2 separate regions of the Mus musculus genome follow, and region 1 is linked to region 2. A link is a loop called in an ENCODE intact Hi-C map of the cell type or tissue named here. Cell type or tissue: left cerebral cortex. All regions are shown on one strand. Region 1 overlaps Hecw1 (HECT, C2 and WW domain containing E3 ubiquitin protein ligase 1). Region 2 holds the start of Mrpl32 (mitochondrial ribosomal protein L32).

What was found. Peaks named below come from ENCODE experiments on the same cell type or tissue, not always from the same donor. Only the 100,000 strongest peaks of a DNase experiment are listed, where the experiment ranks them.
Region 1: a loop joins it to region 2, with 4 times the contacts of the local background. A loop is called at or near these places in 1 of 42 quality-filtered maps.

What each region holds. Positions count from the first base shown.
Region 1 is chr13:14,476,921-14,481,920 of GRCm38, reverse strand. All of the region lies in intron 1 of Hecw1 (HECT, C2 and WW domain containing E3 ubiquitin protein ligase 1), which reads left to right. Among named protein-coding and RNA genes, the nearest start is that of Gm30893, 43 kb to the left of the region's middle. In left cerebral cortex, no CTCF peak of the experiment used is centred here; a DNase peak (open chromatin) is centred at 2,661.
Region 2 is chr13:14,610,860-14,615,859 of GRCm38, reverse strand. It overlaps Mrpl32 (mitochondrial ribosomal protein L32), which reads left to right and starts at 2,823. Exons shown (of 3, transcript NM_029271.2): 1 at 2,823-2,968; 2 at 4,256-4,437. The coding sequence starts at 2,842. It overlaps Psma2 (proteasome subunit alpha 2), which reads right to left and starts at 2,618. Exons shown (of 8, transcript NM_008944.2): 1 at 2,545-2,618. The coding sequence starts at 2,585. In left cerebral cortex, no CTCF peak of the experiment used is centred here; a DNase peak (open chromatin) is centred at 2,715; H3K4me3 peaks cover 2,041 bases; H3K27ac peaks cover 861 bases.

The DNA.
Region 1 (5,000 bases), 130 kb after region 2:
ACCTTATTTCCTTCTCATCTGTAACTTGTATATTCACAGCTGAAGGTTCTTAAAGATACACTGGTAGCCTATGAGTATGAAATTTCTATTTTAACATTTCACATGTGAGTTATGTTAAAGTATACATATATATGCATAATGGTCTTGAAAAATTAGGGAAAATTAAATGAGAAGCAGCTCTCTCTCTCTCTGTCTCTCTGTCTCTGTCTCTGTCTCTGTCTCTCTGTCTCTCTCCCTCTCTCCCTCTCTCTCTCTCTCTCTCTCTCTCTCTCTCTGTGTGTGTGTGTGTGTGTGTGTGTGTGTGTGTGTGTGTGTGTGTGTGTGTGTGTGTGAATACTATCAAGATTATTAAAAATAACTCAAACTGTAATGGTATAAAATATGTTAACTTCAGATTGCTTTGAGTACATTAGAATTTCATATTCTCTCTGAATTTGAAAAGAACATAGCAATCTTATATAGAGATCTCTTTTTTATAGAGATCTTTTTAATTTCTCTGAGGCTTTTTATCTAGAGACACTCATCATGAACCAACTCTAATCATTTGATTTTTTATAATCATTTTCTCACTAGTCAATAACATCAACCATCATGAAATCATGTTGATCATGTATGAACTCGATGTTGAGACAAATACAACAAAAGTAATAATACCTTTGTATTACCATATTATATGAGTTGTCTGCAGGTGTTAAGTTTCTGTGTCTCAAACCAGACTTATAAGGGGTTTTTCTTTCGAATTCCTTATTCCATCGAGATCAGTGGTTCTCAACCTATGGATCATGACTCCCTTGGTGGTCAAATGAGCCTTTAACAGTGGTCACCTAACACCATCAGAAAACACAGATATGTGCATTATGATTCATAACAGTAGCAAAATTATAGTCATGAAGTAGCAACAAAAATTTTATGGTTGAGGGTTGCTACAAAATGAGAAACTATATTAAAGGTCACAACATTAGGAAGGTTGAGAGACACTGCTCTAGATCATCAGTTAACCATTGTTTATGAGCAACCACATGGCTTAAGCAAGTGAGAGTGGCTTGGTCTCAAAGAGGCTCACAAATACAAAGTCAAAAATCTTTTGAGGCTGGTAAAGAAGCTTGACAAAGAATGAACCAGAATCTATCTGATGTTTTAACAGTATCTAGAAGTGCAGAGCAGGGATGGATGGGGGAAGACTGACCCCTGGCCAGCTCTCACACTATTGAGGTTTTAGAAAGGATGAGAGTTAGTCACATTAGAAATAAAAGTTTTAGGCTAGAGAGATGGCTCATTGGTTAAGAGCACTGGCTGCACTTCTAGAAGTCCTGGGTTCAGTTCTCAGCATTCCTATGGCAGCTGACACTCATCTGTAACTCTAATCTCACAGGATCCAATGCCCTCTTCTGGTGTGTAGACATACATGCAGAGAAAGCACACTCGCGCGCGCGCGCGCGCACACACACACACACACACACACACACACAAATAAATTAATAAATCTTTTTAAAAGTAGAAGAATAAAAGCTTCCTGCTTTGTTTTACATGTAGTCTGTGTGGTTTGTGTGTCTTCCTAAAATTTTGGATCTAGGACTGAGGATGTGGGACACAATGAACCTGATGCAAAGCAACCAGCTCACCAGTGTTGGCAAAGATCAAAGTGATTGTCATGGAGACTCGGTTCCCTCTTAAGTGTGGATATAAAAGTGTGAGACTACAGATCTTTGGCCTCTGTCTTCGTCCCATACTGGGATCTTTTCCTCTTGCATAAACCCCCACTGTGGTACTATCTACCAAGGAGTCTCTCCAGAGCAAAACCTGTACTGGTGCCATATTCTCACGCCTTCAGAACTATGAGTTAAGTAAGTTGTCATTCTTCATGTACTATTTGTGTACAATCTAGCCTTAGGTATTTCTTTGTAGAATAAAATAGAATGAGCATGCATACACTAGCAAGATTTTGCTGAAAGGACCCAGATATAGCTGTCTCTTGTGAGACTATGCCGGGGCCTAGCAAACACAGAAGTGGATGCTCACAGTCAGCTATTGGATGGATCACAGGACCCCCAATGGAGGAGCTAGAGAAAATACCCAAGGAGCTAAAGGGATCTGCAACCCTATAGGTGGAACAACAATATGAACTAACCAGTACCCCAGAGCTCATGTCTCTAGCTGCATATGTATCAGAAGATGGCCTAGTTGGCCATCACTGGAAAAAGAAGCCCATTGGACTTGCAAACTTTATATGCCCCAGTACAGGGGAACGCCAGGGCCTAAAAGGGGGAGTGGGTGGGTAGAGGAGTGGGGGTGGGTGGGTATGGGGGACTTTTGGGATAGCATTGAGAAATGTAAATGAGGGAAATACCTAATTTAAAAAAAGAAAGAAAGAAAAGCTACAAAAAAAAAAAAGAATGAGCAAATACATTACTCTTTATAAGAGGAATGCTTTGATTATTCTATATAACAGTCTACATTATACTCCAGATTATATTTGTTACTAGAAAGAAACTAAAATAGGGGTAATTGTCCATTAAAGAGGAACAAGAAATTTTAAGTCATTCTGTCCATCAGATACAAAATAGTGATTTGAATTTTTTCATATAAACAGTGGGTGGGAGGCTTTCACAGCTTTGGAGAGAAGCTAGGATATTTAGGGTGCAGAACAGGATTTTAGCTGACCAAGTGAGAGAGGTTCATATGATGAGTTCCAAGAAACTATGGGACAGGTATAGTGGTTTGCCCTACTGCAAGCCATTGTATAATCACTGAAGGGAGGGAGGCAGGCAAGAGGCAAACAGGGAACTGTAACAATTACCTTTGTTGATCTAAAATAACAGAAATTTATTCTTACACAGTTCTGAGTCTTAGAATGTTATATCAAAGTATATCAGGACCATGTTCCCTCGATGGGCTGTAGTAGAGTGTCTTTTCTTTTTTCTTTGAATTGTTTTTTAATTTATTTACTTTTCAAATGTCCTTCTTCCTAGTCTCTCTTCTGCAAATCCCCATTCCATCCCCCTTCTACTTTGCCTCTAAGAGGGTGCTCCCCCACCCACCCACCTACTCCCACCTCACCGCTCTATCATCCCCCTATACTGGGGCATCAATCCTCCACAGGACCAGGGGCTCCCCTCCCATTGAGGCCAGATAAGCCAGTTCTCTGCTACATATGTAGCTGGAGCCATAGGTTCATCCATGCATACTCTTTGGTTGGTGGTTTAGTCCCTGGAAGTTTGGGGAGGGGGGTGTCCAATGAGCTGATATTGTTGTTCTTTCTATGGATTTGCAATCTCCTTCAGCTCCTTCAATCCTTCCCCCAACTCTTCCATTGGTGACCCTGGCCTCAGTCCAATGGTTGGATGTCAGTGTCTGCATGTGTTTTAGTCAGAGGACACCTATACCAGGCTCCTGTCAGCAAGCATTTCATAACATCAGCAATAGTTTCGGGGTGTGATGTCTGCAGATAGGTTGGATCCCAAGGTGGGGTGGTCTCTGGATGGCCTTTCTTTTGGTTTCTCCTTCATTTTTTGTCCCTGCATTTTCTTTAGGCAGGAACAATTCTGGGTTAAAATTTTTGAGATGCGTGGGTGGCCCCATCACTCATCTGGGGGCTGTGCCTATCTACTGGAGGTGGTCTATACAGGTTCTATCTCCCCTTTGTTGGGTATTTCAGCTAATGTCATCCCCATTGGGTCCTGTTGAATAATTCTTTAGGTGCTTCTTGGCCATTTGAAGTTCTCAGTTGAGAATTTTTTGTTTAGCTCTGTACCCCATTTTAAATAGGGTTACTTGGTTCTCTGGAATCGACTTTCTTGAGTTCTATGTATATTTTGGAAATTAGAGCTCTATCAGATGTAGAGTTGGTAAAGATCTTTGTGAAATCTTTAGGCTGCTGTTTTGTCCTATTGACACTGGGCTTTGTGTTACAGAAGCTTTTTTTTTTGAGGTCCCAATTGTCAATTGTTGACCTTAGTTAGAGTCTGAGCCATTGGTATTCTTATGAAAATTTCCCCTGTGCCAATGTGTTCTGGGTTCTTTCCCACTTTTTCTTCTATTAGATTCAGAGTATCTGGTTTTATGTAAAGGTCCTTGATGTACTTGGGCTTGAGCTTTGTACAAGGAAATAAGAATAGATTGATTTGCATTCTTCTAAATGCTGACTGCCAGTTCAACCAGTACCATTTTTTTTTTTTTTTTGAAAATGCTGTCTTTTTCCCACTAGATGGTTTTGGATTCTTCGTTAAAGGTCAAGTGACCATAAATGTGTGGGCTTAGCTCTGGGTCTTCAATTCTATTCCATTGATCTGCTGTTGCAATACCATGCAGATTTTAGCACTATTCTATAGTAGAGCTTGAAGTCAGGATGGTGATTCCCTCAGAAGTTCTCCTATTGTTGAGAATAATTTCCTTTATCTTGGATCTATATCTCAAATTCCAGATGAATTTGAGAATTGCTCTTTCTATCTCTGAAGAAATGAGTTGAAATTTTGATTGGGATTGCATTGCATCTGTAGATTACTTTTGGTAAAATGGCCATTTTTACTATGTTAATCCTGCAGATCCATGAGAATAGGAGATCTTTCGATCTTCTAAGGTCTTCTTCAATTACTTTCTTCAGAGACATAAAGTTCTTGTCATACAGATCTTTCACTTACTTGATTAGAGTTACACCAAGATATTTTATATTATTTGTAACTATTGTGAAAGGTGTCATTTCCATAATTTCTTTCTCAACTCAGTAATCCTTTGAGTAGAGGAAGGCTACTGATTTGTTTGAGTTAATTTTATATCCAGCCACTTTGCTGAAGTTGTTTATCAGTTGTAGGAGTTCTCTGGTAGAATTTTTGGGGTCACTTAAGTATACTATCATATCATCTGCAAATAGTGATATTTTGACTACTTCCTTTCCAATTTATATCTCTTTGACCTCCTTTTGTTGTCTAATTGCTTTGGCTAGGACTTTGAGTACTATATTGAACATGTAGGGAGAGAGTGGGCTGCCTTGTCTAGTCCCTGGT
Region 2 (5,000 bases):
TACGGAGTTAGTCCAAGTCTCGAATGGGCACAAATTCTCTTCCTGTGTTCTGTTGCTGTTGTTTTCCCCATCTCTGGTTAGCAAAGCATTCCCACTCCCTCTGTTCCCCACTGCAGGCAAGTGTACCGAGAACTCAGGCAGCTGCTGTGCTCATGAGTCCCAGTAGCCCACTGCCTCTTTCAACAAAATCCCCACGAACACGTTTGGTAGAACGCAAACCAGTCCACGCCAATTTCTTTCTTTCATTTACCATTCTTCACCAAATGTAAGCTGCTAGCTAAACCTTATCATTTTTTTTAAAGGACTGTTATAATAAAGAAATCTGTTTGTGAAAACATTGAGATGTTTGTTATATAAAAGACTCAAGGACTGAGGATGTAGCTCCTATGGCAGAGTGCTTGTCTAGAATGCATGACACAGCATAAATAAGGTATGGGCGTGCATTACTAAAATCCCGTCACAGAGCAAGTGGGGGCAGAAGGATAAGCTGAAAGGCATCCTTAGTTACTGGCCATTTGAAGCCAGCCTGGGTCACCAATAATTCTGACACAAAAAGAAATTAAATAACTAATAACTTAAAAACTCAGTCCCTCACGATCTATGTCCATTTGTCTCAGCTATAATGAAACCACTTAGGACCGACCGTATTTGTTTTGTTTACAAATATAAGCGACTACCATGCAAAATTTAGTCTCTGTCAATTATATAATGAAATCATTTGCTAAGGAATTTAATGGAATTCATTTAAAGATTTCAAAATAATAACATTAACTCACTTCTTATGTGAAACTGTAAAGGGCAATTCTCAAAAGATAATATATTGTAACAAAAAGTCTATTAATTGTTTTCAAAACCAACAAGGTTTGAGTCCTGATTTACCTATTTGTGGACAACCTTGAAAAAGTTCAATTGTCCAGGTTCATCTATAACTCATTATACATAGGTGGTAATGGAAAAACCACTACTAGTTACTGTTATATTCAACAAGTAGATCCTGGCTGCCTTCAGCTGTCAGTCCTTAAGAAAATGGTCAACTGGAGGGCATCATCCTGAGTGAGGTAACACATTCACAAAGGAACTCACACAATATGTACTCACTGATAAGTGGATATTAGCCCAAAACCTAGGATACCCAAGATATAAGATACAATTTGCTAAACACATGAAACTCAAGAAAAATGAAGACTGAAGTGTGGACACTATGCCCCTCCTTAGAAGTGGGAACAAAACACCCTTGGAAGGAGTTACAGAGAGAAAGTTTGGAGCTGAGATGAAAGGATGGACCATGTAGAGACTGCCTTATCCAGGGATCCACCCCATAATCAGCATCCAAACGCTGACACCATTGCATACACTAGCAAGATTTTATCGAAAGGACCCAGATGTAGCTGTCTCTTGTGAGACTATGCCAGGGCCTAGCAAACACAGAAGTGGATGCTCACAGTCAGCTAATGGATGGATCACAGGGCTCCCAATGGAGGAGCTAGAGAAAGTAGCCAAGGAGCTAAAGGGATCTGCAACCCTATAGGTGGAACAACATTATGAACTAACCAGTACCCCGGAGCTCTTGACTCTAGCTGCATATGTATCAAAAGATGGCCTAGTCGGCCATCACTGGAAAGAGAGGCCCATTGGACACACAAACTTTATATGCCCCAGAACAGGGGAACGCCAGGGCCAAGGAGGGGGAGTGGGCGGGTAGGGGAGTGGGGGTGGGTGGGTATGGGGGACTTTTGGTATAGCATTGGAAGTGTGAATGAGCTAAATACCTAATAAAAAAATGGAAAGAAAAAAAAAAAAAAAGAAAGAAAATGGTCAAAACACAGTCCTTTGTCTAAGTTCATCCATGATGGTTTTTTCTTAAACAGGGAACAATAGTTCCCCTTAACTGCACTTTGAGAAAATATATATAACTCTTTAATTCTTTCTCCCAAAACATAAGGGTCTAAAATCGTTTTAAAGCAATTTGTTAGTGGATCAAGCAAAATACAGAGGTTATCAGTTTGCATGTGCCACAAAAACTTGACAGGAAATCAGCGCCTTCATTTTATACTTCTTAAGCTTCTACAGGAGCACAGGCGAAACCGAAAGCAGTGTGAGCTTCAAAGCACATCGCTGCTAAACAGAGACTAAAACTAAGATTTAACAGCAAATAAGGATCTCCCAAAAGAAAAAGGACGTCTCACACGTCCCATAAGGAGTCTGGGTTTACAAAGCTCTCGCTCAGGCCTAGCCGGGCCAGTAAAGAAATCCTGGACCTGAAGAGAGCAGCTGAAAACAGACTATCTCAAAGCACCCTTCTCCTAGTCTAGAAGGAGAGCCAGTGCTTAGTGCTTGGCTTGGGGCCTCCCGTCCCTCGGCCCGCAACACGGCCGGCCTCAGCCAGGGCCCAGGCCTGGCACGGAACATGACTCTGCAAAGCTACGAGTCCAGCTCCGTCACCGTGCACTCCTACGCAAACACCAGCCAGGTCCGACACACGGGACCATGTCTGGGGCGCTCCTGTGATCTGCGACGCATGGAACCTGCGGGTCCCCCGAATACCTGAATGTAGTCAGCGAGAAGCTGTAACCGCGCTCTGCCATCTTTACCCGGAAAGTCGGAACACAGCCACGCACATGCGCAGTAAGTATGCTTCCTTTAATTTTTTTTTTCTTCTTTGCTCTGATTGGAGGAGAGTCACCTAGGGGTAGCTGGGAGTTGGAGTTTTTGGATCACAGCGGTCTTTGACCCTTGCGCATGCGCAAGAGGGGCCTGCGCATGCTCTGAGCGAGGAGGCGGGGAAGTGGGCGGACTTAACGCATGCGCTCAGCCCGCGTCCCGCTCTGTCTTGAGAAGATCATGGCTCCTTCGTTGCTGCTGCTTTCACTACCATGGCCGGTGCGTCCCGGACCGCTCCAGAGGTGCTGGGAGCTGCTACAACGGCAACTGCAGCAGAGCTGGAGTCGCTTTGTCAGTCCTCCGTGGGGTCCGTAAGGAGAGAGTTCGTGGAAAGAGGGTTGGTGAGGGCTTCCGGGTTGTAGCGTGGTTTTTGGTTGGTTGATTGGTTCGTTATTTTATTTGTTTGTTTGTTTATTGGTTATTTATTTATTTATTTATTTATTTATTTATTTATTTATTTATTTATTGAAACTGTCACCGTAGCCAGGGTGGTCTAGAACTCACTGTATAGCCCAGGCTAGCTTCGTATTTATTTATTTATTTATTTATTTATTGAAACTGTCACCGTAGCCAGGGTGGTCTAGAACTCACTGTGTAGCCCAGGCTAGCTTCGAGCTCCTGGTATCTTGGGCGTTAAATTTGAGATTGCTGTATTATTTACAGTGTATCGCAAAAGTGATAATGCCCAGTCTGAACAGAGATATATTTTATTATATCTCAAGCGCAGCATAATAAATAATTGTCTCCATGTTCTACCTGAGATAATCATTTCAGTCCATTCGTTGTCTAATAGGCCTGTGCTTGGACAGTTTATGTAGTGGTAAGAAGTCCTAAGAATTGAACGAACGTTCGCAAGTCTGAAGAACATAAGAAAGGGTAAAGAAGTGATCTAAGCAATTTAGAAAAACAAAGGTGAAACACTTGATAATCTCATAAATAATAAATCTTTTCTTAGAACACAGGTTAAGATTAAATATTAAGGAAAAATTTAATGGCTTTAGGAACCTACCAGGTTTAAAGAAAAAGGACCTAACTGGATCAGGATAGTGTGGTACAGATGACCATTGTAGTCATCTCAGTGATGTGAGTGAATGTAGGGAGTCTCGGGATTAGATTACTTGTACACTACTTATTACTGAACTGCAGTGTCCCGGATTATATACGGAGGAAATGCTTAGTAGAGTAGCCTGGCTGCTTTGGTAGCTTGCAATAAGAAAGCATTCCAGTTGAAGTATTTTAAATTGCCTTTTATATGAGCTTTAGTATATTTTAATAGCTGGGGATTATTACTAATGTTTGTTGTGTTTAACATTCAAAACTATTTATGTCAGGCCAGCCATATGGCTCAGTAGTAAAGGACCTTGTTGCTAAGTCTCAGGACCTGGGTCCTAGCCCCATGGCCAGTATGACGTAAGGAGAGAACTAACTCTGAAAGCTGTCCTCTGACCTTACATGTGCACATATACTCACAAACACATATAATTTATAGGTGTGTATATTTAGTGACACTACACATGTTGACTGTTAAAGGAAATAGTGGCTGTATTCATTTAGGAACTCCGAGTTGATTCGGCATCTCTGTTTTGTTTTATAGCACCAGCATTAGCCGTCCAGAGACCATCCATCCTCACAGAGCTAGCACATGATACTTGTGAAAATAAAGAGAATTCCAGCTTTTTAGATAGTATCTTTTGGATGGCAGCTCCCAAAAACAGACGCACCATCGAAGTTAACCGATGTAGGAGAAGAAACCCTCAAAAGCTTATTAAAATTAAGGTAATGTGTGAACGGGTGTAGGTGTGTGCACATACACACTCTCTTCCACAAGTCTAACACTGAATAGCCCGGTATTGTATTTGTGTAGCAGAGAAAACCAGCCTTATAATAGTCTTAGCATCTTGTTTGGCTCATCATGGATAGATACGTAATCTAATTCTTCCTTAATGTTTTAAGATACTCTTAATGAATCATCCCATTGCTTAGATGGGCTCCTTGTTGGTTATTATTTGAAGTTAGAGGACTGATAGAGCTCTTAATTCAAAAGTCAAATGAGATCATTACAAACAATTCTGAAAAAAATCTCCAAACTTCTTGACTATGCTTTTAATTGTTAATGTGGAATTCACTACACTCATATAATGAAAATATTCTACTCAAGCTGGAGATTAGACAAAAGAATTTGAGAATAGTTTACCCATAGGCTATACGAATAAAAATATACCAGATTGGTAAACTTGAGTTTTAGTCCTAATTTTCTTACTAATTTGAACTCAGTGTTGCTATTTTTTTTTTTTTTTTTTTTTGGTTTTCCTGTTAAAATATATTGTTGAACTAGCTAG